Regions from separate parts of the Homo sapiens genome. Here region 1 is linked to region 2. Evidence: read pairs that join two places in POLR2A ChIA-PET (ENCODE). Cell type or tissue: HepG2. All regions are shown on one strand. Links, peaks and the distances in the headings refer to the core of each region. The heading gives the core; the rest is flanking DNA. Region 1 has its middle 89 kb from the start of SPTSSA. Region 2 overlaps SPTSSA (serine palmitoyltransferase small subunit A).

Region 1 (4,393 bases), core at 295-4,294, 80 kb before region 2:
TAAATTTCATAGCTACGACTGGGAGCAGTAGCTTATGCCTGTAATCCCAGCACTTTGGGAGGCTGAGGCGGGTGGATCACCTGAGGTCAGGAGTTCGAGACCAGCCTGCTCAACGTGGTGAAACCCCATCTCCACTAAAAATACAAAAATTAACCAGGTGTGGTGTTGCACACATGTAGTCCCAGCAACTTGGGAGGCAAGAGAATTGCTTGAACCTGGGAGACAGCAAGCCAACATCGTGCCACTGCACTCAGGCCTGGGTGACAGAGCAAGACTTGGTCTCAAAAAATAAATAAATAAATAAATAAATAAATTTCACAGCTGTACATTGCTTCCTAGACCTGGAACAAATTAATATTCTAGAATCAAATAGATATCATAAAACATTCCTATAGGAAGCCTCAAGTCCCTAGGAACTCAAGTTATCAGCTAAAGGGCACTAAAGGGCAACAGCAAAGAATATGGGTTCTGGCTGGGCGTGGTGGCTCACACCTGTCATCCCAGCACTGTGGGAGGCCGAGGCAGGCAGATCATCTGAGGTCGGGAGTTCAAGACCAGCCTGACCAACATGGAGAAACCCCATCTCTACTAAAAATACAAAATTAACCAGACATGGTGGCGCATGCCTGTAATCCCAGCTACTTGGGAGGCTGAGGCAGGAGAATTGCTTGAACCCAGGAGGCGGAGGTTGTGGTGAGCCGAGATTGCACCATTGCACTCCAGCCTGGGCAACAAGAGCAAAACTCCGTCTCAAAAACAAAAAAAAAAAGAATATGGGTTCCAGGGTCATACAGACCTAAGTCCTTGTAAGCTACATGAATTACAGCAAGTTATAAACTTAGATGAACTACAGTCTTCTTGTCTGTGAAATGGATAACGTTGTAACCATCACATGTAGCTGTTGTGAGGATTAAATGCAATAATGTGTACAAAGTTCTTAAATGCTAAGCAATAGCAACATTGCTAGTTACTGTTGTTACCACGATTATTGACAATGTGTCAATTGCTTTTAGACACTTAGCCTCTAGGTAGGACATGGCACACAGTAGGATCTCAGAGAAACAAGATACAAAGAGACAAACATACCAAGACACACATAGAAAGACATGAGACAGAGAGAGAAAGACAAATACAGCAAGAGAGAGAGACTGAAGAGTCAGACACACAAATACACACACACACACACACACACACACACACACACACGGAAAGAGACACAGAGAGAGGAAAGAGGAAGAGGGAAGAGACAGAAACAGACTAACAGACATATTAGTCAACCCACCAACCAATTTTTTGCTCTCTCTAAATATTTCACTACTATGGTTTCAAATATGTTTCCTTCCATGTTTCTCATGAATCAATGCGAATGATGAACAAGGAGGTCACGTTCTCCATTCCACCTCCAGGCTTCCCATGCTACAGAGAGGAGCTTACAAATGGGGAAGAGGGTGGCCTCATCCGACACAATATCACAGAAGCAGTGAATGGCCAGCTAAGGAGAGAGGTGTCCCAGGGGCAGGCTATGCTGGCACTCTCTGGACAACAGGGCAATGCTGGGTTTTGTCAAGTCCAGAATCTGCAGACCTCATTTGCAGAGGCCTCCTTAATTTAACGAGAAGGAAACCCTTTTTTATCCCTGGGAGAGCCACTAACCAACACCACAGCAACTTACCTCCACAAACACATAGAGCAAGCTTTCATACCCACATCAAAGGGAAAAACAACTCTGTCTTGCAAAAAAGACATTTAATCCAGCCAAGGGAATTCCTGGATCCTCTCTGTGTTGGCCTTTGGTACAGTATTTTCTGTTGTTGCAGCTGTAAATTGTGAAATTTCTAACACCTGTCATCAACATACTTTGATAAAATCAGGTGAGTATGGATGAGGCCACACTTAGAACAAGCAGGTCTTTCGGGAGCAGGGATTGAGCAAATCATTGTGGAGAAGATATTTTTCTTTCATATGATGCCAGAGAAAGACTGAATCACAGGGAAAGAGTTGAGGAGCACCAGAGTTCTAATACTCAAACTTAACCATCCCAACCCGAGCTAACTGCATTTCTTAGACTGTATGGGGAAAAAAGGAGATGTTACCAACAGGATGTTGAACTGATTTCAACTCCTTGAGTGTGATCTCTCTTCCCTCCTGTCAGCAGGCTGGGACAGCACCCTTCTTCTTCCCTGAGGACAGATCCTGTGCCACTTCATTCCCTCACAGCCACCTTCTTGCTTCCTCCTCCTGCTTCCCCAATGCTGAGGCCAGCTAATTTGAGCCTTAAGATATTGCTACCACCATTGTTACTAAGCTCTTCTGAGCCCTCTTCTGTAGAGCTTAGAAGTTACAGAAGCTGGAACTCTTGCAGAAGTTACAGAAAGCTGGAAACTCTCCTCTGCCCTCCAAATTAAAATCACTTAACCTTGTCCGCAAAGGACAGCTGTCTAAACCTGCAAGTTGAGCTGGAATAGGAATCCTAAACTACTGTGGACCCCGACAACATCAGTCATTAATGAGGACATCTTGTTCTTCACATCTTTGAATTTCATTTCGGAACCATTCCTCAAAAGTAAGAGGTTTCTAAGGAATGAGACCAGGCACAGAGGCTCATACCTGTAATCCCAGCACTTTGGGAGGCCAAGGCAGGTAGATCACCTGCGGTCAGGAGTTCGAGACCAACCTGGCCAACATGGCGAAACCCCATCTCCTCTAAAAATACAAAACTTAGTCAGGTATGGTGGCATACACCTGTAATCCCACCTACTTGGGAGGCTAAGGCAGGAGAATCTCTTGAACCTGGGAGGCGGAGGTTGCAGTGAGCTGAGATCACGCCACTGCACTCCAGCCTGGGTGGCAGAGGGAGACTCCATCTCGAAAAAAAAAAAAAAAGGGGAATAAGGAGTTACTCAGCCTACCACCTTTTTACAGATCCCCAGCAGATGAAGTCACTGAAGCCAACAAACAGATCATTTACTTTTATTTCTAAAGAAGTTCAGCTAATCATGGACATGGATGGTGGTGATAGTTGTGCAACAATGTGATACACTTAATGGCACTGAACTGTGTACTTTAAAATGGTAAGTTTCATGTTATGTAATTTTACCACAATTTTTTTAAATTAAAAAAACTTTAAAGAATAAATTGGCCAGGCATGGTGGCTCACGCCTGTAATCCCAGCACTTTGGGTGGCCCAGGTGGGTGGATCACTTGAGCCCAGAAGATCAAGACCAGCCTGGGCAACACAGCAATACCCAATTTCTACAAAAAAATACAAAAATTAGCTGGGCATGATGGCATGCACCTGTAGTCTCAGCTACACAGGAGGCTGACATGGGAGGTTTGCTTGAGCCCAAGGAGGTTGAGGCTGCAGTCAGCCATGATGGTGCCACTGCACTCCAGCCTGGGTGACAGGGTGAGATTCTATCTCAAAAAATAAAAAAGAATAAATTGAATGCAACATTTTTTAAAAGTACAGCTAAGTCCCAGGTAGCTTAATGATTGCTGATTTATTACTATTAAATTATTTTTAAAGGGAATCTTAGTAGTATAGAAAGGATACCAGCTTCAAGAATCTGTGAAAATCAAAAGCAGAAAGATACATGTCTTTAGGTCAAAAATGCCATTATGGGGCAGGTGTGGTGGCTCATGCCTGAAAGCCCAGCACTTTGGGAGGCCAAGGCAGGAAGATCACTTTAGCCCAAGAGTTCAAGACCAACCTAGGCAACACAGTGAGTCCTTGTCTCTACTAAAAATGAAAAAAAAATTAGCCTGGTATGATGACAAGTGAGTGAGGAGGCTGAGGCAGAAGGATGGCTTAAGCCCAGGAGGTCAAGGCTGCAGTAAGCCATGATCATGTCACTGAACTCTAGCCTGGGTGACAGAGTGAGACCCTATCTCCAAAAAAAAAAAAAGTCTTTAAATTAAAAAGAAGTGCACTCTTTCTGGCATATGAGTACTGTCCCATGAGTAAGATTTCCTAAAGAATGTCACTAAGCTTTTCTTTCAGAAACCGGTTCTTCCACAATGGCAGCTAGAACATTCAGATCAGAGGAGTGGCTTATAAGGGTTTCCAGCTTTTTCTTTAACAATAATACGTTGAACAGTTTGTTCTCATGATACCTCTCAGAAATGTCAAGAGACATAGTACTCCATTAACATAAGTGGAAAATGTTATTTGATTTTGCAGATGGTGAAATTAAGGCATGAAAAACCTAAATGACTGAGCTGAGATCATTCCATGAGAAGAGAAGTTCAGATTTTATATCCAGAGGCCACACTTTCCTACCTTCTGGATCAAGATCATTTAAGAAACAAAGGTCACTCACTGTGAATCAATTAACTCCAATGAACATCCACCCACACAAGCACCTACTCTCTTGAATCATGCCTACTGACTCAC
Region 2 (4,393 bases), core at 285-4,284:
ATGTTTGTTCAAGGGCTGAATGAACAATCAGAGGTTATTCATAACCTGGGCATAACATAAATATTTTATGGGTTCCATGGACATAAAAGCAAGTAGATGTGAAGCCATATATAGAATCTGTATGTTGTTTTCTCTTTCTTTAAGAGGAATCTCCTAAACATAAGCTAAGTTTCCAGCAAGCTAGGAAAGAAATAAAGATTTTTTTTTTTTTTGGCCCATAAAAAGACCATTATCAGCAACTTAAAAAAAAAAAGTCCTATAATAAAGAGAGGAAATGCTTTACATATAAATACAGTACATTAGAAACAAAACCATAGCAACTAACATTTCCTGTTCCAATCAGTAACTCTAAACTATCATCACCCACTTTAGTAATCTAATCACAAGACTTTGGAAAACTTAAAGGTAGTTTCTCACCGGGAAAAGGTCATAGACCTTTGTTCCAGTGGGTATGACTTATACATCTTCACTAGTCTAAATAATTTCAATTATTTAAGTCACATTAAATCACATTAAATGTGACTAAATGATATAGTCACATTAAAAAGCAAAGCTAAAACAACATTTAAAGCAATCCAATCCTATATTAATCAAATTTCTTTTGTAAAATCAATTCTAGGCTGGGCGCGGTAGCTCACACCTGTAATCCCAGCACTTTGGGAGGCCAAGGTGGGCAGATCACGAGGTCAGGAGATCGAGACCGTCCTGGCTAACACGGTGAAACCCCGTCTCTACTAAAAATACAAAAAATTAGCCGGGCGCGGTGGCGGGCGCCTGTAGTCCCAGCTACTCCGGAGGCTGAGGCAGGAGAATGGCGTGAACTCGGGAGGCGGAGCTTGCAGTGAGATCGCGCCACTGCACTCCTGCCTGGGCGACAGAACGAGACTCTGTTTCAAAAAAAAAAAAAAAAAAAAATCAATTCTAAAATGCTATTTAACCTTAGAAATACTCAAGAGTTGTGATAAATCTAAGAAATCATCTTAATGAAAAAAGAAAACAAAGCATTTGACGAAGTATTATCATATGCTGTTTACTGAAAAGCAATCAAAGCCCTAAGTGAAAGCAGCTGCAGGCTACTGAATGAAGCCCCAAACAGGAAAGCTTCCTTATTACTGTAGTTTTCTTTTCCTTTGACCTCAAAAAACTGCAGATCATCACCAACAGAAATGTAAAGAAAGTGCCTAGCGTGGTGGCTCACGCCTGTAATCCCATGCCAGCACTTTGGGAGGCCGGGGCGGGCATATCACCTGAGGTCAGACCAAAAAAAATACAAAAATTAGCCAGACGCAGTGACGCACACCTGTATTCCCAGCTACTCGGGAGGCTAAGGCATGAGAATTTGAACCCGGGAGGCGGAGGTTGCAGTGAGCCAAGATCGCGCCACTGCACTCCAGCCTGAGCAACAGAGTGAGACTCAATCTCAAAAAAAAAAAAAAAAAAAAGAAAGTTAATTTTTCCTAGATATATCAACTATCTCTTGATACTTTTCCAGTTTTCTTACATTGAAACAAGTGGAAAATATTATACTGTCACAATATTATACTGTCACAGTCCTCTGTATGTTAACCAATTTGATATTCAAGGGTCATGTTAAAGGATAGCACATCACCATCAGAAATTAGTGTTTAGCAAGCAAAATCCATTCTCTAAGCTTTCTATAGTGTGCTGATTATACAAACCTAAGTATGAAAATTGTTTTTAGAAACTACAACTTGATGACAAGCTCTTTTAAAACTAAACAAACAACAAAGCATGCTGCTGAAATGAGTAATGATCACGGACTGAAAATTTTTCACTGTGGACTAAAATCCTGGAAATGGTTTGTAGCTCTAATCCCAGAGACACTAAGGTTATAGTGTCTCTGGCACACATTTATTGATTTGAGCTTCTATTACCCTCAGGAAGATTTGAAGTCCCAGTGTTATGGGGAAAAATTTCCCAGTCTGCTCTGAATTATAATCTGTTCTGCTACAGTACATGTTTCTGTAACATCAGATAACTCACATACGACTAGTACAGTACAGGAGCTATATTCCTTCATATGGGATATTTCATCATTTAGGGGAGCAGATTAGTGGGAAAATAATTAGGTGACCCTTGAAAACATGGGTTTGAACTGTGCAGGTCTACTTATACATGGATTTTCTTCTGCCTCTGCCACCCCTGAAACAGCAAGACCAACCCCTCCTCCTCCTCCTTATGATTTTCTTCCCTCTAGCTTACGTTACTATAAGAATACAGTATATAATACATATAACATACAAAATATGTTAATCGACTGTTAATGTTATCAATAAGGCTCCAGTCAAAAGTAGACTATTAGTAAAGTTTCTGGGGAGTCAAAAGTTGTACACAGATTTTCAACTGCCTGCAGGGTGAGGATGAGGGCCTGGGGGCAGTACTCCTAACCCCCAAGTGGATCAAGGGTCAACTGTATCACCTTCTGCAGGAAACATCTCTCAACTCAGCTGCTATACAGGCAGAAGTCCTTTTAACTCTATTTTAAGAAAATCAGAAATTCGCATTTGTACCCAGTCTCCCTCTTCAGAGAAAGGCACCTCCAGGGTAGCACAGCTCTCAGCCAATGTGGCAGGTGGCACTGGCCCTACACTGCCTCAATGGCAGCCCACACTGTCTGTATTACATCAGCACCTACTGCTGACATTTCCATTCAACTTTGTCCATGCTTTGTTCATGTCCCCTCGGGCAGCTTCCAGTGAAGCTGAGCTGCCTGCCTGTCTGGGACATCCAAGTTATTCCCTCAAGATGCCAAGTATTGTGTTTGTTAGTGCTTGCTTACTAAATTGCATACATTTTAAGTGGTCTGACTCAATAATATTTTCCTATAAACCATATTATTTTGCAGTTTTTCAGAAACATATATAATACATGCTGACCAAAACGCTTGTATTAGTAAAACTTCTATTTCTCATAACTATTGATCATAACTACTATTTTTTCAACATTCCAATTTATAAAAAGTATATATCCTCTATCAAGTACATCTTCTAGAACACATAGCTTAAATTACTAAATTTGAGCATTTGGGGTTTGTTCTTTTAAAAAAAAAAAGAGGCCAGGTCCGATGGTTCACACCTGTAATCCGAGCACTTTGGAAAGCTGAGGCAGGAGGACTGCTTGAGGCCAGGAGTTCAAGACCAACCTAGGCAACCTAGTGAGACCCTGTCTCTACTAAAAATTTAAAAATTAATCAGGCATGGTGGTGTGTGCCTGTAGTCCCCACTATTTGGGAAGCTGAGGCGGGAAGATCACTTAAGCCCAGGAGTTCAAGGGTACAGTGAACTAAAGATCATGCCAGCCACTGAACTCCAGCCTGGGCAACAGAGCAAGACCCTGTTTTAGGGGGAAAAAAAAATCTATCTTAGCTCCTATGTGCCATAAATGTTACAACACTCATAGTCTGGAGGAATCACAAAGTCTTTAAGAAAATGGAGACAGGACCTATAGTGATCACTACTCACAAATCACTAGAATCACATGCTGAAACACTGCTGCAGAATATCAATGTGTGGTCTGTTCCCACTGCCATTAACCCAACCATGACTTTCTCTGCCTGTCCTGGTATAGACCATTTAGTTCTTGTTAAGCACAGTTTTCATTATTTTCAACCTTTACCAACCAAAAACTACTAAAGAAAAAGTTAATATTCTAAGGAGTACAGTTAAGAGATATCCTAACATTCTCACTGAATCAGCCAAATATAAAGGCTAACATGTTAAACAGGCTAGAGCAGTTTTCTTCAAACTAAAGCAGTAGGGCCCTGGAGTTAACAAGACAACTTTCCAGGAGGTTAGGATAGTTTAAGGAGAATCCGGTTAAAGGTGGTCTGCTTCCACCGTACTCCCAGAGCTTGATCTGTCTGAGAATTCTTGTGGTTTGCTGGTTGTCCTTCCCATCCTCCCTTATAAATGTATTCACTTCTCCCACATTACTTCCTAATCTTACAATTGTTCATTTCCCAGACAGGTGCAGTGGCTCATGCCTGTAATCCCAGAACTTTGGGAGGCCAAGGTGGGTGGGTCACCTGAGGTCAGGAGTTCGAGACCAGGCTGGCCAACATAGTAAATCCCCTTCTCTACTAAAAATACAAAAATCAGCCGGGTGTGGTGGCAGGCACCTGTAATCCCAGCTACTCGTGAGGCTGAGGCAGGAGAATTGCTTGAACCCAGGAGGCGGAGGCTACAGTGACCCAAGATTGCGCCACTGCACTCCAGCCTAGGTAACAGATCAAGACTCCATCTTGAGAAAAAAAAAAAATAGGAGCCGGGCTAGGTGGCTCACACCTGTAATCCCAGCATTTTGGGAGGCCGAGGTGGGCGGATCACGAGGTTGGGAGTTTGAGACCACCCTGGCTAACATGGTGAAACCCCAT

The links. Peaks named below come from ENCODE experiments on the same cell type or tissue, not always from the same donor. Only the 100,000 strongest peaks of a DNase experiment are listed, where the experiment ranks them.
Region 1: POLR2A ChIA-PET joins it to region 2 with 5 read pairs; 8 of 35 experiments call an interaction of 5 or more read pairs at or near these places.

Annotation. Positions count from the first base shown.
Region 1 is chr14:34,371,152-34,375,544 of GRCh38, forward strand. No RefSeq gene overlaps it. Among named protein-coding and RNA genes, the nearest start is that of SPTSSA, 89 kb to the right of the region's middle. In HepG2, for the core only: no CTCF peak of the experiment used is centred there; a DNase peak (open chromatin) is centred at 1,800.
Region 2 is chr14:34,450,824-34,455,216 of GRCh38, forward strand. The region is part of intron 1 of SPTSSA (serine palmitoyltransferase small subunit A); the gene reads right to left. Among named protein-coding and RNA genes, the nearest start is that of SPTSSA, 9.2 kb to the right of the region's middle. RefSeq lists a silencer at 1-154. In HepG2, for the core only: no CTCF peak of the experiment used is centred there; no DNase peak of the experiment used is centred there.